2 separate regions of the Homo sapiens genome follow, and region 1 is linked to region 2. The links are chromatin contacts, found by Hi-C or POLR2A ChIA-PET in ENCODE. All regions are on one chromosome and are shown on one strand. Each heading gives the region's core, a stretch centred on a gene start or an enhancer-like site at or near the end of the contact. The rest is flanking DNA. Distances are from core to core; before and after follow the strand shown.

Region 1 (5,686 bases), core at 486-2,985, 500 kb before region 2:
TGGATTTTCTGCATTGAGCATTCATTAGTTTTATACTAGTAGAAAATAAGAATATTATGATAGAGAGAAATATATTACTGTGAAAAGATACTTCATATCTGTGTTAGTCAACATTTGAAACTGCAAATGACAGAAAATCCAGCTGCAGTTGTCTTAATAAGAACGAAGTTACTGCTTCACATGCTTCCGGCATGGCTGGATTCAGGCCTCACGCACTGTTGCTAGAACTTGGTCCTTCTCTTATCATCTCTTTATCTCTCGTCTTTGTTCTCTATTGCTGCATGTTCAGGAATGCTCTCCCCATGTGGTGGCAAACATGTCCACAAAGATGTTTAAATCTTCCCTCAGCAAATCCAGCCAATTGTCTTTTAAGTAAGAGTTAAAATAAATTCCTGGATCTTATTTATACTGGCCATCTTGGGATCATGCACCCATCCCTGATCCAATCAAATAGCCCTGTGAATGGAATGCCCTATTAGTTATGCCTGGGCCATGTGCCCATCACTGGAGCCAGCGGTCAGGCAGTCAGCCCGGGTGGCTCACTAAGAGTCAGTGGGGTTCTGTATAAAGAAGGAAGAGGGGAGGAATCCTGCAGAGGTAAAAACCATAACAAAGAAACAAAAATACACTGACGACAAGCTTTCAGTTTCTTTAGATGCTGCCTAAGGTCTGGCTAGAAAGAGTGTTAGCAACCTTAAATCACTTAGGACTCTTGTGGTTGCAAGTGACAGAAAACCTAGAACAAGCTTAAGCAGCAAAGATAATTTATTGGCTCACCTAGCTGAGAAGTCCAGAGGCAAGACTGGCTTCTAGTGGGTCAAAGCCACCCAGGATATGGCTCTTATCATCTCTCCACTGGTGACAGACCCATCTCCAGATTCCACACAAAGGCCCCCGCAACTCTGGGCTCTCTCCCCATGGTAGCAAATTGCTCTGGCAATTCCACACCCCACATCTTCACTTCACTCTAGGTGTGGTCTGGGAACAGAGAATCTCTTCTGTGTATCTTCCACAGAAACACTGTTATTGTCACCTCTCTCATTAACCCAAATTGTATCACAAACCCATCCCTGACCAATCAATGTGGCCTGAGGAATAGGTACATGGATGGGTTTGAGATATGTTTTGGCTGCATCCCCACCCAAATCTCAGCTTGAATGCCCACGTGTTGTGGGAGGGACCCGGTGGGAGGTAATTGAATCATGGGGGCAGGTCTTTCCCGCTGTTCTTGCAATAGTGAATAAGTTTCACGAGATCTGATGATTTTAAAAATGGGAGTTTTCCTGCACAAGCTCTCTCTGTTTGCCTGTTGCCATCCATGTAAGATGTGACTTGCTCCTCCTTGCCTTCTGCCATGATTGTGAGGCCTCCCCAGCCACGTGGAACTGTAAGTCCATTAAACCTCTTTCTTTGTAAATTGCCCAGTCTTGGGTATGTCTTTATTAGCAGCGTGGAAACAAACTAATACAGCTTGAGTCAAGTACAGTCTACTCCTGGGCAGGGTCAGTCTGGTCTGGACCACTATTGAGAGTGGAAGGGTAGAGTGATCCCAAGGAAAATCAAGGTGGGGAAGGGTGGGACTGGATCCCTGCTGGAGAGGTAACCAGCAAATGTCTATCATGTCTCTACAAGAGTCTGACATGTTTTAAACTCTATCTAGTCATTCATTTTAGAATGGGAAATATTTATTCAAACTATTTCCTGTTTGTGGCTTAGTGCTTCCCCGCTGTTGCAGATTGACTGTAGCTAATGTACTTGCCTAAATGAAGAAGTATACATTTATTACAGGTCTTCAACCGCATCTCAACGTTAACCATTTAAACGAGCCTGCTGTTATCAAGAGGGGTCGAAACAATCATAGCATTACGTAAAGGGCCCTACATAGTCCACTGGCAGCCTTTTTTCCTCTTGGGCTGTAATAACCCAAAAACAGGATTTTTCAAAAAAATATATATTTCCATGGAACTTTATTTAGGGAAACATATGGGGCTTGGAAATGTCAGCACACTGGGAAGAAAGCAGGAAGTAAAAAGGGTTTCGTGCTCCTGTCTCTCTTATTAATGAAGTGGGTTCAAAGTCGTGTTGGGTTAGCAAGAAAAACAAACAAAATGATTCAGGCCTGCTCTGGGTGACATCTGTCCACTAGGACAGTCACTCACATTTGGCTTGGAAAGCTTTTCAGTAGATGGCACAGGCCAGGAAGGAGATGTTTTCTTTTCATCTCCAGAAGGAAGTTTGCACAAATCCCTTCAGAGCCAGGCTTTTGTGTGATAAATAAATGTGTCTCTGCCAGAGAGAGTAACAAGAAAACCCCAGCGACTGACAGCTTAAGACAGGGGTAAAAAATCACCATGGCTAATGTCATCACAAATGAGGGACAGCTTTCAAGTTTCCGTGATTAGAAATGCTTTGCACAGGCAACAGCGGGGCTTGGCAGATGATGTGACTAAGTGATCTGTTTCCCCATGTGGCGACTGCTGCAGAACAATTCCCCATCTTGTCTTAGATGAGTCAACAGAATTCTGCCAAAGTGTCATAAAATGTCAAGGAAAACATTTCTGCCACCAGGGCTCAGGAGAGCATGCAGGTGGAAGTGGAGAGAGAAGGGCCGTGGAGAAAAGTGGTCCGCCTGGCCACCAGAGGTCTGCCACACATAAAGAACGGGTACCTGCTGACCTGTGTGTGATGAGCAGACAGGGACAGGGACTTCCAGCATGACCACGGTGAGCCCCGCCATGGCTTCTGACTCCCTGGCACAGTTACAGGACAGCCCCACCATTGAACCACTGGGCCAGGACCTGCATTCGCAGGCAAGTGCAGGGAGACCTTTCTCCAGTCTCTCATTCTTGCAGGACTATTTTATCTGCCTAATTTTCCAGGTCCAAGATCTAGGTCCTGTGAGATTTCAAGAGCCCAGAAACATGGCTAAATCCCAAAGGAAAATAATTACTGCCTCAAACACACAAGGAGTACTACAAAACCTGTTAAAATAAATACCTGTTTACATGAATGCCCACAAAGCACAGAATTACACTTATGTGATCAACTGTTGAATTATTTAGAAAAATTTCATTACATTTGAAAACAATGTTAATGGTAGATTTTGTTTTACTTCAAGTGTGCATGATGACTGCAGAGAATCAGAGCCAACTGAAAATTCAATGAGTTGTTCCTTGCCAAATGATTTCAAAGACAAAACTATGATACTCCTTTGAAAAAATCTCAGCCAAAATTCTGTTTCATGGGGAAGGGAGGAGCATTTAAATATCTTTGCTAAGATGTGGGGTGAGACCCTCAAAAGAAAGTGTGGCAAGGACACGAGAAGCTTTCATACAGTCTGGAACTGCTAACTGCTCTTCATGTGCATGCTTGATTGCAAACGTCCTTTCTTCCAGGCGCCATATTGGCACCCATGCATCCCTACACTAAATGCAGTGTAGGGGCCAGAGGGATACAGAAAGCTGAGTCGAGTGAATACCATTCATTTGGTAGCCAGTCAACAGATATTTTTATATGCCCACTGTATTCCAGGTGATGTTCTGGGCACTGAGAAGACAGCTGTGAAAACAAATCCCTGTACTGATGAAGCTTACAGTCTAATGGGGGTAAAGATGATCACCAAATGAGTTAAACATATAATATATTTTATGGAGTAGGTGCTATGGTGAAAAGTAAACAGAGAGAGGGAAATTAGTACCACCATTTTGGAAAGCAGCATGGAGGTTCCTCAAAAAAACTACATATAGAATTAGCATATGATCCAGCAATCCCACTTCTGTGCATATATCCAAAAGAATTGAAATTGGTATGTCAAAGAGATATCTGCACTACCACATTCATTTCAGCATGATTCACAAGAGCCTCAGTGCCCATCAATGGATAAATAGATTTTTAAAATGTGGTATTTATGTACAATGGAATACTATACAGCCTTTAAAAAGAAGGAAACTCTGCCATTCACAACAACATGATGGAACTGGAGGATGTTATGCTTGGTCGAAATAAGTCAGGCACAGAAAGGCTAATACTGTATGATCTCAACTTACATGTGGACTCTAGAAAAGTCAATCTCATAAAAATAGAGTAGAAAGATGCCAAAAGCTAGGGTCCAGGTTGGAGGATAGGGGTGGGCAGGTGGAGAAGGGAAGAGATGGGGAAGAAAAGATGTTGAACAAACAGTACAAAGTTTCAGACTGCAAGAATAAGTTTTAGTGATCTCTTGTACTGCATGGTAACCATAGTGAATAACAATGTATCACATATTTCATAATTGCTAAAAGCATAGATTTTTAATGTTCTCATCCTCCAAAAAGTAAGTTACTAAGATAACGGATATGTCAATTAGCTTGAATGAATCTTTCTACAATGTACACATAGATCAAAGCATCACATTGTACCCCACAATTATATGTAATTATTGTCCATTAAAAAGCAAAGCAGAGAGAAAAATGTTGAAGTTTGCAATTTTAGAGTAGGAATGGGAAGGCCTCACTGAGAAGGGGTTATTTGAGAAAAGGACCGAAATTGGTGAGTAAGAAAGTCATGTTGATATCTGAGGGACGAGCATTCCAGGTCAAGGGAAGGGAAAGCACGGTGGCTCTGAGTCATGAGATATTTGAGTAGCTTGAGGAATAGCAAGAGGCAAGGGCAGTTGTAGATGGGTGACCAGGGCTGAGACTAGTATTTGATAAAGTCAGAAAGGTGTCTGAGAGCCATACTGGGTAGGGCCTCATGAGCCACAGTAAGGAGTTTGAAATTTACTCTGAGTGAGATGGGAAGCCCCTGGAGGCAGAAGTGTGACATGATCTGATTTCAAGGTTAACAAGATTACTGTGGTCACAATGTTGAGCACAGACTAAAGGTGACAAGAGCAGAGGCAGGGAAGCCATAGCTTTTGCCATGATGATGACTGTGGCTGTTGCCATCATCTGGGAGAGAGTCAGTGGCAGCTTGGACCAGGGTATATGTGGTAGAGATGATGAGAAATGACAAGATGCTGGATCCATTTAGACCATCAATTCTTTCTTGTGTCCATGTGGATGCTTCCCTCCTCTCTCCACCATTCCCCTCTCTGTTGAGGGGAAACAGATGCAAAACCACCCCAGAGCTGAAGCAGGACTCCAGGAGCACAGGAACACTGGCAGATGCCCAGCAGTCATTCCCACCAGGGGACGTCCTACCTTCACTACCTTGATAGCTCACACCCCACTGGTGCCCAAACTTCAGGGGCCACTGCCCTGGGAGAGGAAACAGACACCCCAGGTGAAAGCAAGCTGCTCACAAACACAAAAGGGAAAAAGAAAAGGTCAGCTACTCTTTTGTTTTAGGAACCAGTTAGTCGCTGGGGATTTCTTTTGTCTTTGCTTCCAGCGGCTGCCCCAGGAAGTCACTACCTGCCTTTGCCTGTTGAGTGTCGGTCTCCCTGGCATCCACTTCTTTGGGGATACCACAACCATTGTTTCCAGAAGCATAGACAGTGTTTGCACAAATAAGCTAAGCCCTGGGCTTTACCTTGCACCTGACATTAGGAAGGATGCATTTTTCCAGAACAGCTAATTTCCAGATTTTGATAATTATACAGTGGTTATGTCCTTGATTTTAGTACACACACACTGAAGTATTTACGGGTACCTGGGCAACTAAGGTGACCAATTGACTTGGTTTGCCCAAGACTTCTGGGGGTCCT
Region 2 (5,517 bases), core at 1-2,500:
CTATTCTCAAACACTAACAGAAAAACACATATATACATCTTGAGCCTCCTTCTAACCGTCCTACGATACCCTCCAATCATCCTCAGGCAGCCTAGATTGCAAAGCTTCGACAGACAGCTGCCCTTGGCCTACGCCGTCAGGAACCAGGAGGGGGGCGGGGGCCGGGGGGCGCAAGAACCACCAAGAGACCAGATCTTTTTCCAAGGCTACTGTTTCCAAGCAAAACAACCCACGGCACTAAAAAGACGGCGATGAAAATTGGAGACGCTTTAATCCCGAGAGAAAGGGGTGGCGATAGGGGGGCGGGAGGGTACAAGAAATCCCGAGAAAAAGAGGTGCGGAGGAGAAAACTAAGTATCCCATGCATCTTTCAGACCCACAAAACAACAAACCGTAGAGTCTTGTGTGCACTTAGAAGCAGCAGATGGAGTCCCCGGGGCTGAGACAGTTCAGCAGACGTACACCGTGGGTTGTGGATAAATCAACCGATGACGGGAGAGGAAGGGGGTGCCGAGAGAATAAGCCCGTGGATGGGGGAGACAAAGCCTCGGGGGGTGATCCAGGACCATACAGAAAGGTGAGAGGGGACCCACAGGAGAAAGACAATGGAAGAACAATTAAGGCAGAAATCTGGTGCCCGGGCTGTGGCAGGTCACTGGGCTAACGACAAGAGTGTGGCACAACAAAGGGGCACGGGAGGAAGGACAGCGGAGGGGAGGAGATGGAGAGGGGATGCGGGACGCCACGGGTCGGACAAAGCGCCCAAGGCGGCGAAACAAAGGGCCGGGGGTAGAGAGTCGCAGCGGGTAGCGGTGAAAGACAAAGCGCCCGGGGCCGGGGGCACTAGCGGGGCGAAGCGGCGACAACGGCCGCGAGGAACAAAGATGCACGGGGCCCCCAGGCAGAGCCCGCTGGAGGCGCGCGGGAGGCACGGCGCCCGAGGGCCCCGCGCGCCCTGCCGCACTCACGCCCGCACCCGCCGGCCTCGCCGCCGCCGCCGCCGCCCGCCCTCACGCGCTGGAGCCTGAGCCACGGCAGCGCAGAGCGGCAGCGCACGGCCACACGCCGCCGCCGCCGCGCTCGGCGCACGCGACGCCGCCCCCGCGGGCCCCCGAACGCCAAGCGCGCCGCGGCCCCCGAACCCGCTGCCCGCCGTGAGCTGCCAGACGCCCGCAACTTTCCCGGTTCCCGGCGCTCCGATTCCCTCAGACTTACCCTGTCACAACAGGCGCCATCTTCCACAAACTCTCGCCAAAACTCCAACCCTCGCGAGATTCCCCCCGACGCCTTCCCTGGTCCCTCTCCCCCGCCCCTTCCCTTTTTCCTCACTCCTCGATTCCACCCAGCCCCCGCGCTCCCTTTCCCCTCGCCGCCGCCGCGAAGAGCCAGACGCCTCGCGCCGCCCGCAGAGTAGGGGATCCTGCTCGCTGCCTTCCCTGGAAACCTACCCAGGCGATGGAGCATGCGCAGGCGGCTCCTCCGCGGGCGAGCCCTCCGTGTGGTCCATGGGGAGCGCTCCGGTTATCCGGGTTTTAGGACGCGCTTTGAGGGACGTACGTGGAGACTGAGGAAAACCGGAGGGGATTACTACGGGGACGAGGAATGGAGGGGTCAGGAGGCGGGGCCGAGGAGAAGGGAGGAGGGGTCCTGGGAAAATGGGCTGCGTTTCACAGGCCTAGATGAAACACCTCCTCAATGGGTGTTTTCCAAGCGGCTTCCCGCTCACTCTGGGTTCCCAGCTATTTTCATTCATTCAAACGTTCCCTGGGCGCCTCCTTTATGCTAATCTCGGCGTTTGGTGCAGGAGCGCCAGAGATGTCTGGGGTTCGGGCAAGTGACACGTCGGGGACTGTCTTCATTCATTACACCCCCCCATGCTAATGAGGAGGCCCTTCCAGAGCTCCTCAAGCGGAAAACTTTTGCAGTTGAGCTCTCTCGCCTTAGCGTTCTCCTTGGGTGTGAAATGAGGTCAAGCCAAGGCCTCTAGCAAAGACACCCCTAATGGCCACCTCGCAGACACACGCCAGAGCGCGGAGTAGTTCTCTCCAGAAGGGAAAACTGCCTTGGAATTGAGAGCCACATTCTCCCACCTCCGAGTCTGCCCAGAGGACCCGATCAAAGCTCTTGCCGCTCGCGTGCTGCATGGCCTCTCTAAGACCCCATCGCAGCCACCACCGTGTGTGAGCCCAGGTGTGTGTTGAGACCACTACTGCACAGGGAACCGGGCCACCCGAGGGCCTGGCACAGCCGAGGACGCTGCCGGCTGCCCGAATCGCGCTTCAGGCGGCCTGATCCCGGAAGCCCCCGGGCAAACCTGGCCCCACCGGGCATGGAACAGCAGGGTGAAGGGCCCGAATCCCGCCCCCTCCTCCTACCTGCAGCCCCCCATCTTTCCCCTCCTTTGCTCTTTCCTTTCCTAGAGATTCCCAGATCCAGCACTGCCTCCCGCAGGGAGCCCCAAAACCCGGAGAACTGGAATTCGCCGCCCGAAACCTGTTGAAGGCGCTGCAGGATTGGCGCGGCCCGCGCGAGCGGCACTGCGCATGTACCCAATGCGGGCAGTCCAGTCTCACGCTACACCTCCTTCCCACCGCCTTCCACTACTCGGCTCAGACACAACACGGCCGTGGGAAATTTCCTAAACCTCGCGAGAACGTGCCCCTGTTGCCTAAGCTTTCGCCCCAAATCTCGCGGAGCCAAGGCAGGACAGGTGTTTGCCTAGACCAGCTCCGGGCGCCGTTCGTGCAGCGCGTGCCCGGGAGGCGGGCGGCGGGCGGCGGGCGCGGGCGGGGTGGGAAGGGAGCGGCTTGCCGCGGAGGCGGGGCGGGAAGGCGCGTGGCTGGGAGCACGGGGCGGAGGGCGGCGGGGGAGGAGACCCGCGTCTCGCACACAACACGCACACGCCCTGTGACGCTGGATGGAAGACGAGGGGTGGGGAGCCTCGAACGGAGGAAGGGGAAGCCAGGAGGTTGGAAGTCGCTGCCGGTACGGAGAGTGAGAGGTCAGGCTCTAGGGCAGGAGGAGCCCCAGGCCGATCTCCCGGGGAGGTTTCCTGTCGCCCTCCACAAGCCTGGTACTTTCCTAAAACGTGTTAGACACCGCGCCCCCCGCCTCCGGGAGCTGACAGACAGCCTCCAGAGTCGGGTTTGAGTCATGCCTTGAGTCACCTAGTCTGGCCACTACTTCGCTTACTTTGAAACAAGTTCTGATTCCTTAGCTACTCTACTTTAGCAATTGGTTTCTTTTTTTTTTTTTTTTTTTTTTTTTGAGACGGAGTCTTGCTCTGTCGCCTAGGCTAGAGTGCAGTGGCGCGATCTCGGCTCACTGCAAGCTCCGCCTCCTGGATTCACGCCATTCTCCTGCCGCAGCCTCCTGAGTAGCTGGAACTACAGGCGCCCGCCACCACGCCCGGCTAATTTTTTCTATTTTTTAGTAGACGGAGTTTTACCATGTTAGTCAGGATGGTCTCGATCTCCTGACCTCGTGATCCGCCCGCCTCGGCCTCCCAAAGTGCTGGGATTACACGTGTGAGCCACCGCGCCTGGCAGCAATTGGTTGTTTTCTTTCTAATCTACCCGCTGGCCCTGTGAGCTGGGTAGAAAAATAAATAAATAAATAAATAAACAGCTCTGCGCTCTCGCCTTGTTGCCTTGTATAGATTCTTGCTCCCGTTTAAGGACACGATTTTTAAAATTTCTTGTCAGTCTCTTCTTAGCCTTTTGAAGTAATCTTACAAATCAGTTTCTGTTTTTTCCTCCCACTAATATGGCTTTTTTGCTTTCCGTCACCTTTCCGTATTTTTATTGCAATATTCCATTTTACGTATGGCTGCGGCAGGTGCTATAGTGACTACTGTTTTAAATGCAGCCCTTCCTTTTGGATCATTCATCCAATGAGTTCCTGATTACGTAAATTCTTCAATCAGCCACGTTTCAGATTGGCCCTGATGTGGTTTCTATACCAGCCTTAGCCTGGCATTATCTAGGAACCAGTGTCTTCCTGCTCACGTCACAGCCCCGCAAATGTAGAGTTGAATTGAATTTTGATATTTGGAGGACAGTGAGTTCTCTAATAGGAAACCCTGGTTTTTAAGTTGTTTTCAAGGTTTTAGGGGTGTGTGTGTGTGTGTGTGTGCGTGTGTGTGTGTTTGTGTTTGCCTATTGATTATATACACAAAAAAACAGACTTAAAACCATTTGGTGCAATATCTCAGTGCAAGTCTGGCTTGGAACAGGATAGCTCAGGAGGAGGACAAAGCCCTTGGGGCACATATTCCTTGGAGCTGTCATCCCAAGAAGGTATTTCAGTCATGGCCTAGTCCAGACCACTGATCTAATTTGGAATCATGGCCTTCTGAGAGCCCCAGCGACCTTGGGAAGCCATGGTAACCACAAAGGGAATAACAGCTCCCCCTTTTTGCCCTAAAACATGCTCCATCTGCAGCCCTCCCCCATCTCAGGAAAGGACAACTCCATTCTTCCACTTATGTCAAGAACCTTGGAGTCCTTGCCTCCTTTCTCACACCCAAGATACAATTGGACGGAAAATCCTATTGGCTCCACCTTCAGAATATACTCACATTCCAAATACTGTCACACCTCTTTAGCTACTAGCCTAGTCTAACCCATCTTATTTCCCACCTGGTTTAAGGAAGTTCCCTAACTGGTCCTCCCTTCTTCCGTTCTTGTCTTCCCGCAGTCTGTGCTAATAGAGCATTCTCAGTGGCCCTCTAGAACTCCTCCATGACTTTCCCATTTCACTATGAGGACTTAGACAATCTTGCCTACTGCCAAACCCCCCCTGATCTATCTGCCTTCACCTCCTCCTCTACCTCTCACTCTGTGGGCTCTCACCAGTTGCCTTCCTTACTGTTCCTGGGATGCCCCAAGCACACTTTCAGCTCCAAGCCTTTGCTTTTTCCACTACCTGGAATGCTCTTCCCTCATATACCTTATAGCTCATTCCCTCACTCCTTTCTTGTCTTTGCCTGATGTCACCTCCTCAGGGAGGCCTTCCCTGACACCCTTCCCAAGAGGGACTCCCATACTCCTTATCCCCCTTTCTGCTTGATTTTGTCCATGGCACCTATCATTAACTAACATAACATTTATCATACTTGTGTGTTGTGTTTACTATCTGCCTCCTTCCATTATAATGTAATATTAATAAGGGCAAGGACTTTTGTCTAGTTTGTTCATTATTCAAGCCTTAGCTGCTGGAACAATGCCTGCTGTATTATATTTGTAGAATGAATGGGGTGTCTTCCACTTTAGGGCAGAGTAAAAATGATTCTGAAGACTAAGCCTCCTAGGGTTCAAAACAATATTAGGACTAGACTAGCAGTGAGTACTAGCCTGCCTAGGGAGGAGAAAAAGGCATATGGAGCAACCACCTGTGTTGGTTTTTTGCAAAAAAAAAAAAAAAAAAAAAAAAAAAGTCGTCTGGGTTAGACCAGTAGATGAGGCTGCACTTAAGAGTTTCCTTTACTCTCCATTTTAGAACTTCAGGAAAAAAACA

Evidence for each region. A loop is a pair of places that touch in the nucleus more often than their neighbours do. ChIA-PET counts read pairs that join two places held with the same protein, here RNA polymerase II (POLR2A). Pooled maps may share reads with other maps.
Region 1: a loop to region 2 is called in a map of OCI-LY7, with 6 times the contacts of the local background. The contact joins the enhancer-like site here to the promoter of RBPJ in region 2. A Hi-C loop is called at or near these places in 1 of 168 maps with a recorded cell type or tissue (OCI-LY7), 6 of 37 single-sample maps with no recorded cell type and 5 of 50 pooled maps. POLR2A ChIA-PET finds 5 or more read pairs at or near these places in 1 of 52 experiments (PC-3).

The regions. Positions count from the first base shown.
Region 1 is chr4:26,818,785-26,824,470 of GRCh38, reverse strand. It overlaps a transcript of TBC1D19 not described here. Among named protein-coding and RNA genes, the nearest start is that of STIM2-AS1, 39 kb to the left of the region's middle. Within about 2 kb of position 1,735, at least 4 of the 41 ENCODE cell types and tissues checked have a DNase peak (open chromatin) inside an H3K27ac peak, as active enhancers do; they include OCI-LY7, where a contact is called at or near this core.
Region 2 is chr4:26,316,747-26,322,263 of GRCh38, reverse strand. RBPJ (recombination signal binding protein for immunoglobulin kappa J region) reads right to left here and starts at 1,250. Exons shown (of 11, transcript NM_015874.6): 1 at 1,216-1,250. The coding sequence starts at 1,235. RefSeq lists enhancers at 1-794, 2,027-2,076, 3,167-3,216 and silencers at 907-1,006, 1,077-1,206, 2,677-2,946.